2 separate regions of the Homo sapiens genome follow, and region 1 is linked to region 2. Evidence: read pairs that join two places in POLR2A ChIA-PET (ENCODE). Cell type or tissue: CD4-positive, alpha-beta T cell. All regions are shown on one strand. Each heading gives the region's core, and the rest is flanking DNA. Links, peaks and the distances in the headings are about the cores only. Region 1 overlaps ATP2B1 (ATPase plasma membrane Ca2+ transporting 1). Region 2 overlaps LOC105369890 (a long non-coding RNA gene).

Region 1 (5,388 bases), core at 77-5,076, 360 kb before region 2:
AAAAAGATGCCTGGGTGCAGAGGTGTGTGCATATATGTGTCTGCCTGCCTGTCTTAAAAGTTTATGATTGCTTTGATATTTAATATAAAGCTTGGAACACAATCAGACTGAGAAATATAATAAGTATAGTACACCTAAAGCCATCTGATATCCCTCTAAATGAAAAAAACAATTATTTAAATATTGGTAAATAAAAACGAATAGGATACACATTACCCATGAGATAAACTTGTCGAAAAAGTTTAATATGAAGCTAATCAGTAGCAATCAATCAGACAAATCTGGAATGTAGAACCCTTCATAAGACAATTCACCTGGATTTTTCATAAGTCAATGTCATAAAAAATAAAGGCAGGGAATGAATACAGGTTGGAGACTAGACTCATAACACACATACTGTCAATAATTATTTCTTGGATTAAAAAAGCTATAAAGGAAATTTTGGGGGCAACCAGAGAAATCTGAATACTAACTGTCTGTTAGATAATATGGTATCAATGTTAAATTTCTTGGATAATAAAGTATGATTATATACGGGAATTCTTAGGTACATGCTGAAGTATTTAGGGATAAAACACTGGTATCTGCCATTTTCAAACGGCTCAGAAAAAAGTTTTATTAATATACAGATAAAGTAGTGTCATAAAATATTAAGTGGTAAATCCAGGTGAAAGATTTTCATGTATTAATTTTTCAACTTGTCTGTAGGTTTGAATTTTTCAAATTTAAAATTTTGAGGGAAGGGGGTTTATCAGGATAAAGTCTTAGTTTGGCTCCTTCTTGTGGGGTATAAACAGATACTTACTTTCCATTTCAGCTTCCCTTAGTTTATTACTCTTTCAGTACCAGACTATTATCAATCCCTTAGTTTATTCCTCTTTTAGTACCAGATTATAATCACTGAGGCCTCATTTGGTGAATTCTATCAAGGGTCATCTTGGGAGTCACCTCCTTCAGGCAATTTTTCTTGACTTTCCAGGGTAGGCTAAGGACCCTGTTAAGACAGTTTGTGTTTTACTACCATGTAGAAATTTCCAACTACTTTTTTTTGTCCTTTACTAGGCTGCAGGTTCTGGAGGTTCCAGCATAGTTCTGACACATGGTAGGCCTTCCATAAAGGCTTGTGGAACATTTACCATCTAGGGCTAGGTGGTAAGGAGCACCAGAGAGAGAGGCATAGTTTGAAATCCACAGATACAGGGAGGAAGAGGCATTTTTATTGTATCAGGCCTAAGGCTAGGCAATTTATGGTTACCATTTTATTCAGGTAGGTAATTTTTAAAAAGAAGAGTTCTAGCTGTCCCTCTATGTAAATTTAATATCTTAATGTTAGCGAGTCACTTGGAACACTTTGCTTTACATCATGCGGCCTCTGCTTATTAGTCGTAGAGAAGTTATTTAAACTCTAAGGCAGTTTTCACACCTGTAAAACAGGGACAGTTCTTACTGTGCCTGTTTCACCACATTTTAAAAAATATCAAATGAAAATATACTTAAGTAAATACGGAAAAAACAGGCATTAAGTGGAAAGTCTGCACTGTTTTCTCCCTTAATTCATCCTCTCTGCAGCTTCTCAAGGTTCCTCTAGTCCTTCGCTGGCTGGAGACCAAATGGAAAAGATAGGTCTCTGTCTACTTCAAGGCTAACCTTAGGTAGCTCTGTAAATTTTGGGGTTTACATCTTTAATGCCTCCAATATATTGAGAATGCGCCATGAATTCTCAGTAAGATTTATAGCTTATAAGGCTTTTAGAAAGTTTGCTATTTACTAAAAACCTGAAAGAAAATGTTATTTTAGTCAATTATTGAAAATTACAACATTTATTGGTTCAACGATTAATCAATAGTATACTTTTCCTACTTCTACTGAAACTTAACAGAACATTTCTTATCTATGATGCAATTTTTAACTAAATTGTCTATACAAATGGAAAAAAAAAACACCCCAAACCATAAATACCACAGAAACTTTTTAAATTTACACAGTGATTTCCCCTGAAACCACTGCACAACCAAGCAAAAAAAAAAAAAAAAAAAAAAAATCAAAGCAAGGCAAAGTTCAGGTTAAGAAGGCAAGCAACTGGCTATACATACTGAAAACTTGTCTTCAGGCTACTAACTTACTTTCCAAATTGGACAAAAGTCAAAATGCTAAATTTATTCTTAGCTTTGAAAATGCAATTTCCTGGTTCTGTTAGATGAGTTTCAAATCACATGCTTTTAGGAAACATGCAATATAAACATGTTTAAAGGCATATACTCAAAAATTTATAGTAGTTTCACAAGTTCTAAGCTACAATTTTATTCCCCATATTAACTATCAGAGTTAGCACAGAGACAAGCTCACAGATTGCATCTAATCTTTGGTTGCAATTGTTCCACCTGTTATCTAGCCCTCTAAGAAATAAAACAACAACGACAACACTTTGAGGTCTCAATCCACTTTACGAAAAGAAAGCTTTATGAAAAAGCCTGAACAATGAATTCAAACATTAAGGAGAAAATGAGAAACGTTAGGTGTGTGAAGTAGGAAATGTTAATTTCATGCACTTAGGAACACACACTCACACCCCACAGTAGTAGAAGCAGTAGAAGAGGAAAACACTACATGTGTAGGGGTAGAAATATTTGTTACATCATGATGCTGGCTGGCGATGGAGGGTTGCCGCCTTAGAGCCCCCTGAATGGAACTTCCACTCTGGAAAGCATTCACTACATCCATCTGCAAGGAATCAGAGATTGTGACAGCTTGCTCAGCAAGAGAGAGAGAGAACAAGAGAAAGGACCATTCCATCTATCAACATATAAAAAGAAAAAGGCACTTTTTACACAGCATATAGGCAAGAATAGCATTTTGAGATGAAGTGGGGGATGGGGGAGCTAGGAAAAAAGGAGCTTAGGGGCATATAGACACATTCTTTCATAATCAGTTAAAAGTCTCACTCATTCCAGGCACCAGTATTACTTTTCAAGAGAATACAATTTGTGGGTTGGGAAGGCTAGAGAGGAAGTTTAAGGAGCACACTCGAACCTCCTCCCCAGGTCAAAAAGCCCTGGCTCCCATCATCTCTCCTACCTCTCTACCAGGCCCATACCTGTGTTTGGATTCTGTTCAGACCTCTAAACCACAAGATTTGGCCACGCCGCAACTCCCTTTCAGCGTGATCAATCTCTTCAACATCCTCTGCTAATTCCTCCTCAGGTATTTCTTCCTTTTGTGTTCCATGACCAGCTTCTTTGAGGAATTTTAAACGGCTAGTTGGAATTGTTGAAATAAGCTACAACACAGGGGAATGAACTTAGAAATAAATCATATCAAGTAAAGGTAAGCTGATCAACTGTAATACTAAAGGTATTAAAAGTGGTGAGAGTATCCGACTATCTTTACCAATGAAGTAATGGGATCCTGTTGATTAGTCTTTCTCTCCCAGAGCAAAATACATTCTTCTCTTAGCTACACAAAAGATTTGAGTTTGAAGGATAAAAAGTTTTCCTAAATGGAAATTAACCTGATTACATTTTTCATATTTTCATCAGGACATTCAAGACAGTACATTGTAAAACCATGCTCTGATATATGTATTTACTTAAAAAGTCCTATTTATTTTGAATACAATGAAAATGGCAGGTGGTCTTACTAGATGCAAAACACGTTTACATTTCATTAATGCTGTCAGAGTTCAATGAGAAAAAATGTATAAAATTTTTAAAAAAATCATTAAGGTTACACTGAAAATAGTTTTGTTACATATTTTTTTTAAAATGCAACAGTTTAAAATTGGATTAGTACTGATTGATGACGCCAAACAAAAACAGATGCCCTAGAAAACACAAAGGATACAAGAAACACCAATACACGTATATTAGCTTATGTGTTAACATCCATTCTCTAAGGCAGCAGTTGGGTTTATCAGGGAGAAACAAGCATGTAGTCAGCTACAGAATTCTGCTTGGAGAACTTCTAGTACACCCACCTCATTTCACCAAGGTGAAATAGGCTTCAAGGCACATAAAGTGACTTGCTCATGGAGTGACTAGGAACCTAGGTCTCCTGACCACCAAAGGCAGTGCTTGTTCTACCATGGTACACTTAGTATGGGTCTTACTTAAAAGATGATCTCTATTAATGAGGTACTCAAAATAGATAAGAAACCTCAGAATCTAGAAACATAGTTAAGAAAAAGAAGAGACACAAAGATGTAAAGATTGGGCTACATTTAAGGAAAACCTGAAAGTCTGGTTTCACTGATTTGCAGAATGACAATAAATTAGCTCATGCAAATTATATGCCATAATATATATTAACCTTCATCTATGAAAATGTTAGATTTTCTATAAATTAGTTTTATAGTAATGGGCTTAAAATGAACAATGCATAAATCACTGTCACATTTAAAAAATAATGACATGCATTTGCAAGTAAGCTGCCTATAGTAAATATGAGGTATATCTCTTATTTCAGGCACTTTATTTCATATATACACTGTTAAAGCTATTCAATTCAAATCTAAAACATCATTTTGTGACCCCTTTTTCCAGGTAACATTATTTTTATAAAAACATTCTCTAAGGTCAGTTTTTCCTATGCTGCATATTGGATTAAATTACAGAACAAAATGACAATGTATTTTTTTTTTTTTTTTTGAGATGAAGTCTCGCTCTTCTCTCCCTGGCTAGAGTGCAATGGCGCGATCTTGGCTCACTGCAACCTCTGCCTCCTGGGTTCAAGCGATTCTCCTGCCTCAGCCTCCCAAGTAGCTGGGATTACAGGCGCCTGCCACCATGCCCAGCTAATTTTTATACTTTTAGTAGAGACGGGGTTTCACCATGTTGGCCAGGCTGGTCTCTAACTCCTTACCTCAGGTGATCCACCCGCCTCGGCCTCCCAAAGTGCTGGGATTACAGGCGTGAGCCACCGCACCCGGCCATGTATTTTTTACATTGTTGTAAAAAATTTTTTTCTGAAAATGTAAAAATAGGTTATAGAGTAAAAGATACAGATATTAGCATCCTAACCAGTTATAAATACATCATTTTTAAAAACCGCTACAAAACTTCTAAAAAACAAGTTAAAAAAACACATAAAAAGTTAGGATAGTATTTTATAGTACAGGCATAATCATAATGAACAAGTGACATACTGGAACTAATACGACATTAAAAAAACTTATCTTTGAATGCCCTCTCTTTACTCACCACATTAACCATTTAGAATCAAGTAATGAAACTGTTAAAGAAAATACACACTAGAAATTAAAAAAAAAAATCACTTTAGGTTTAAACAAAAACTGATGAAATTTTTACCTGGCCCCAGAGTAATGTTCCCATTCCTAGGAATATTGACCATAGCCACTGTTCTATTGAAAGTTCTGAACAACTGAAAGGTTTT
Region 2 (5,388 bases), core at 208-5,207:
AGTAACTGGGATTACAGGTTCTCACCACCACACTAAGCTAATTTTTAATTTTTTAATATAGACACGATCTTGCTACGTTGTCCAGGCTGGTCTTGAACTCCTGGCCTCAAGTGATCCCCTGCCACTGCCTCCCAAAGTGCTGGGATTACTGGCATGAACCACTGCACCTGGCCTGATTCTGTGCTTTTTCTATCATCAGGCATGAGATGTTTAGTTGACTCTCTTTTGGTGATCTCAGCAGCTACTGATGTTCAATTAATGAACCATTAATTCACTACAATTTGCAAAATTGTGATATTCTAATTCTATGATTTCTTCTTCACTTATTACCTGAAACATTTTTATAAGTGAAATTTTCCTTATTGATTATATAGTAATTCAATTCACATATGGAATCCTGGATAAAGGCTTGATTTTTTTTTTATTTTTTGCCTTTTTTTACCCAGTGGTCACCAAGTATATGTTTTTGTAAGTATAATTATGCCCCATGAATTCAAACATATTTTTTGTTAAACTTTTTGCCTTTTGTAAAATTATTAACGCTCAAATTGTCCCAGTTTTTGTGAAATGGAACAGGAGTTTCTTCAAGTTGACTCTTGCATCCTGCTGATATGAACCTTGTAGTATATGATAGTTTCCTTGCTATCCGGTTTGACAAGATGCTGCAGACTCATCTTGTATATTTTCTATCCCAGTCCTTTTAGTTTTTCGAGAATGGTATTAGAAATTATAATCCAGACATAGGAATGCTAATGGATCTATGTATATCATGTATGTATGTATGTGTATGCATTTATGTATATATACATATACACATAATATACATATTTTAAGAAATATATCTTTTAAAAAGATAAGCTATATTATGATTCCTACTGACACTTCCAGTTCAAATTTAGGCGCACAAGTTTTTTAAATTTAACTTCTTCTATCTTTCACTTATGTCTTCTTTTTTTTTTGGTTCCTGAGAATCCTGGTTCTCAAGGTTGTCAGAAACAATTAAATTAAAATATTGCACATACTACACAATTTTCTCTGCTCTCCCTTTTTCACTGAAGAATGTGTCTTTCTCTAGGTGGTTCATTTTATTTGTTTCTTCTATTTTTAAAGTATATATTTTTGGTATTAATAAAGGCTTGCTCTTTTGTTTTAATTTTTATGCTAACATTAAAAAAATTACCCATTCCTGTTCTGCCCCTGCCTTTGTTGTCTATTGAGTCCATTCTATGAGATATATTGATATTAGCTAGTATTCTGCATCAATTTAATCAGTATTAAAATAATTGGATTTATTTTAGTAACTATAAGATAATCATCAAGATTATTCTACTTTTCTGATAGCGTCCCCATTCTGCCATTTTTATAGTTGTAATATAGGTATATTGTCACAGCAAATATAATTATATACTATATATATATTTCTTACAAACTTCATTTTGTCATAAGATTGTGAATATATATGGTATTTTGTCTTCTCCTGTTTGGATTTTGGAATTCAGAGGATATCTTGTCATCTGATTTTGTTGTATATGTTTTGGGATCTTAATTGCTTTTTATTTTGAAGAAAGATTTATTTAGGGGGCTTCAAAAACTATACCATTACCACCACCTTCTCAGAATTCTCAAAATTGCATGAGTGTTGAGTGGTTTTCTCTTAACTCTTTATTTTATATAAGCTGCATTATTTTTAGTGCATGCTTTTGCAGGATGTGTTGTTCTGGGGAATGTATATGCGGTATTTTATCAGAAATACCTATTGTGGCAGCATCTCATAAACAGACTTAAACGGAGCATTTTGAAAGAGACATCATTATAAAGCACGTTAAGCACTTATGATTGAATAAGTATTATTTCTGTGTTGTTTCAATTTGCATCCTCAGAGAATGACATACTCCTTGGGTACATAAACATAAATATGTAATTAGAAATAAGGAGAAAGAGGAGGAAGAAGAGAAGGGGAAGGAGAAAGAGAAAATATAATATTTTCTCTTATAATATAAAGAACAAACTTTAAACTTTGTTCTGATAATTTATCAGTTCTTAGTAGAGCAATAATGTACTGGGTTTAGTATCATTAGTAGTAATAATGAGATTTCTTGCTTTAAGCAAATCCCTTATTTTAGAAGAAAAGTAAAATGTTAACTCTTAGGAATTATTATGCAATAACAAAGAGCAGTAAAATTTTATAGTGGTTGGACCAACTCCAGTGGCTTTCTGGTTTGTGAAAAGTTCAGTAAAAATTGAATAAATGGCTCACATAATGGGAAGTTTAAGTAATAAAATGGGGGGTAGGGTGGGGAGATGAGGCTTTCCCCCTTCCCTGCCGTGTACATAGTAGAGTTGCTGGTGATTTTTGCCTTAGGTTATAGTACTGTGCTCATTATAGGCATAGACAGATTATCATAATTATAAAAGTGCAAGTTTGGTGTAAAAAATAAAAAAAATACATGATGGTAGAGCCTCCGGGCTTAAAAAAAAAAACTTGGGATATCTTATTAAACGTATTGTTTTCCAACTAGTCTCATCTTTGCTCCCTTGGTGCTTAGAAAGAAAACTCCAAGTAGAATAATGATAACTACCATATGTTGGTTCTTACCATAAAGCTAAGAGCTAAGCAGTCTACATATAGGTGTCTCATTTGGTCTTCCCAACAGCACGATGAAAGACATATGTGAGGAAAGTAATGTACAGAGATGTTAGATGACTTGTTTAAGGTCACAGAGATGGTGAATTGTGGAGCCTGGGTTTGAATCTAGGTTAGTCTGACTCCTGAACTGCATTCTATGCCAGTGTATGAAAGAGTCTTCAGAAAACCACATAGTTTAATGTGAGAAAGTGAAGCTTTAAAAGAGATTCTAGTCCTTTCCAAGCTAAGTTTAATTTAGGGAGGCAGGGAGTGTGTACACTGTGCAGAAAATACAGTTCTTACCTGAGGGTATCACAGTCCCCATTCAGTTGACATTCAGCAGAAGATCAACTCAGTTGTTTGGCTATCTCAGTTCAGCAAGCTCTTCTAAGCCAGAGGTTGGAACATAAAAATGATTGAGACATCTCTCCGCCCTTGTGTCCAGTGGAGGGGCAGGTTACATAAATAGATGTTTGTGAAAATCAAAGTAGAAGCTCAGTCCTAGAGAACTCTGAGGATAGCCTGTGAGCTGCAAGTCTGAGGAAGCCGAAAGGAGAATGGTGAGTAATGGGAGTTTCCCTAGGGGTGACCAGCTTGTCTGGTTTGCCTGGGACTTCCCCAGTTTTAGTACTAAAAGTCCCACATCCTAGGTGATCCCTTAGTCCCTGGCAAACTGAAATGGTTGACCACATAAGTTTCTGCTGGTTTGGAGAATTGCTAATTTCCATTAGGGAACTGGGGGATTCCTAGTCAGTCCTTGTTGAGAAATTAATATTCATGAGCATCACCCTAAAAATGATAACCTAATCTTCTATGAGAAATATTTTGGTTAAGCAAGCTTGATTTGCTACTGTTTTCAATTGGGAGTTCAATAAATTTGCTTTGTTTTCTTGTGTGGTAGGAATCCATGTTGTCATCAGGGATCTTGCAAACTCAAGTGTGAAGACAGAGGCAATCCTGCATGGGTCCCATCAAGATAATGGGCACACAAACTGCTTGTGAGGGAGCAGACTGTTTAATGAATAAGGAATTAGGTTACACAGGCACCATGTTCAAAAGTCAGCTGGCAGAGTTTCAACAACCTCGTCATCACTAGAACAGTCCTGGGTGTGCAATCCTATAATGCCTGGGCAGGGTGACCAGGTTTAATGTACTCTTTTACAGCTCATGGGTATGGGGCTTATCACATGCTTCAGCAAGAGCACCCTTTTATTATTTTGAAACTTATAGTGTCACCTTAACGTTTTATGACAAGCCTTGTCCATCACATCACCACTATAAAAATGTCAATAACTTAGAGAGTTGCTTTTTCAAATATTTTGTCACATAATTAAAATTTTATTCTTCTTTTCACTTTTCCTTTTTTCCTCCCTTGAGAGCCCTTCTTTATTTTTCTTTTTTTCTTTCTTTTTTCTTTTCTTTTTTCTACCTCTCTGTCTTCCTTTCTCTTTTTCTTTCCCTTTCTCCCTCCATCTATCCTCTCCACTTTCTTTTATCCTTTCTTCCTTTTTGAAGGAAGAGGGGATTTTGATTCTCTTCAGATGCAACTCTCCTTCCCTGTCACATGCATCTTCTCAAAAACTTAAGCTAGGAGGGTGACTTGCTGAGACCTTAACTAGAGTTTTGTTTTCATTTCCGTACCAAGAAGTCTCCCTGAGTATCTTGCATCAAAGGAGGTAGATGAAAAGGGAGTTATTGGCCAAAAGAAATGGCATGCATCCTTCTTGCTCTTCTAAAGAATGTACAGGTCTTCGATGTTCTATGGCCTGGGTACATCCTGAGGGGCCCTTAAGTTCTAATATTGGTGATGAGAAATAGCATGATCTCTTTTGTGTTGGAATGAAAGAGAGGAGCTGGATTCTGAGGAGAATTGAAAGTTTTTGTCAATTTTGTTTTTTTGTTGTTATTGAAAAGAGGGGGAGGGGTTGGGGAGAGAAGGGAAAGACGGGCAGAGCTCGGGTAGTGGGACACTTCTAATACTTGAGTCCTATCCCTAAGTTAATTCTGATATCGTCAGTAGTTTCAGAGTTTCTAGGATCACTGACTCCAGAAAAGGGCTGCATCGAAGGTCCTCTTATGAATGCCTAGAGCAACTTGATTAGAAAATCCATCTTTATACCCCTTCTTGGAGACCTATTAGTAGTTCTGGCTGTCCCAACATAACAGCAGAATCCTACTCTGATCTGGGTTTCTGGAAGCCCCCTGTGAACCATCATACCCTGGATGACAAACTCCAGTAGCACTGGGGAGAGAGCACTTAATGACAAGTAGACCCCCGAAGGGCTATAGAAGGAGCTTGTTTATCTTAAATATGGGTGGGATGGGGGGGAAATGGGGCACTTTTGTACACCTTGAGAGATCTGTGGGCAGAAGAGACAGGCTACCTCTGTTACACACTAAGAACTGACAAGAATGAGACAATAAAACACTCCGTTACACACTAAAAACTCATAAGAATGAGCCTTTACACATATTGTCTGTGTTAGGAGTATATGGGAGACTGGCACCTACTAATGGAAAGGAAGAGTGGAAATTCTAGCTCTGTTGTCTTCCAGTAGCCATTTACCTGCCCTGTAAAGGTGGCTCTCAACTCAAGACTCAAGAGTCTCTGTTCTTGAGGTTCTTTTTGTTTGTTTGTTTTTGTTTTTTAATTTGTGATGTGATCTCTTTGAGTTTCTTAGTGTGATTCTTCTGTTTTGTAATTTAGGAAGCTGCTACACTTCTGGGGATGATAAATATTATTTAAATTAAAAATTACATTC

Evidence for each region. Peaks named below come from ENCODE experiments on the same cell type or tissue, not always from the same donor. Only the 100,000 strongest peaks of a DNase experiment are listed, where the experiment ranks them.
Region 1: POLR2A ChIA-PET joins it to region 2 with 5 read pairs; 2 of 35 experiments call an interaction of 5 or more read pairs at or near these places.

The regions. Positions count from the first base shown.
Region 1 is chr12:89,596,023-89,601,410 of GRCh38, forward strand. It overlaps ATP2B1 (ATPase plasma membrane Ca2+ transporting 1), which reads right to left. Exons shown (of 21, transcript NM_001366521.1): 19 at 5,304-5,388; 20 at 3,095-3,277. Among named protein-coding and RNA genes, the nearest start is that of POC1B-GALNT4, 72 kb to the left of the region's middle. In CD4-positive, alpha-beta T cell, for the core only: no CTCF peak of the experiment used is centred there; no DNase peak of the experiment used is centred there.
Region 2 is chr12:89,957,145-89,962,532 of GRCh38, forward strand. All of the region lies in intron 6 of LOC105369890 (a long non-coding RNA gene), which reads left to right. Among named protein-coding and RNA genes, the nearest start is that of LINC02399, 12 kb to the left of the region's middle. RefSeq lists an enhancer at 3,087-3,316. In CD4-positive, alpha-beta T cell, for the core only: no CTCF peak of the experiment used is centred there; DNase peaks (open chromatin) are centred at 3,197 and 3,697.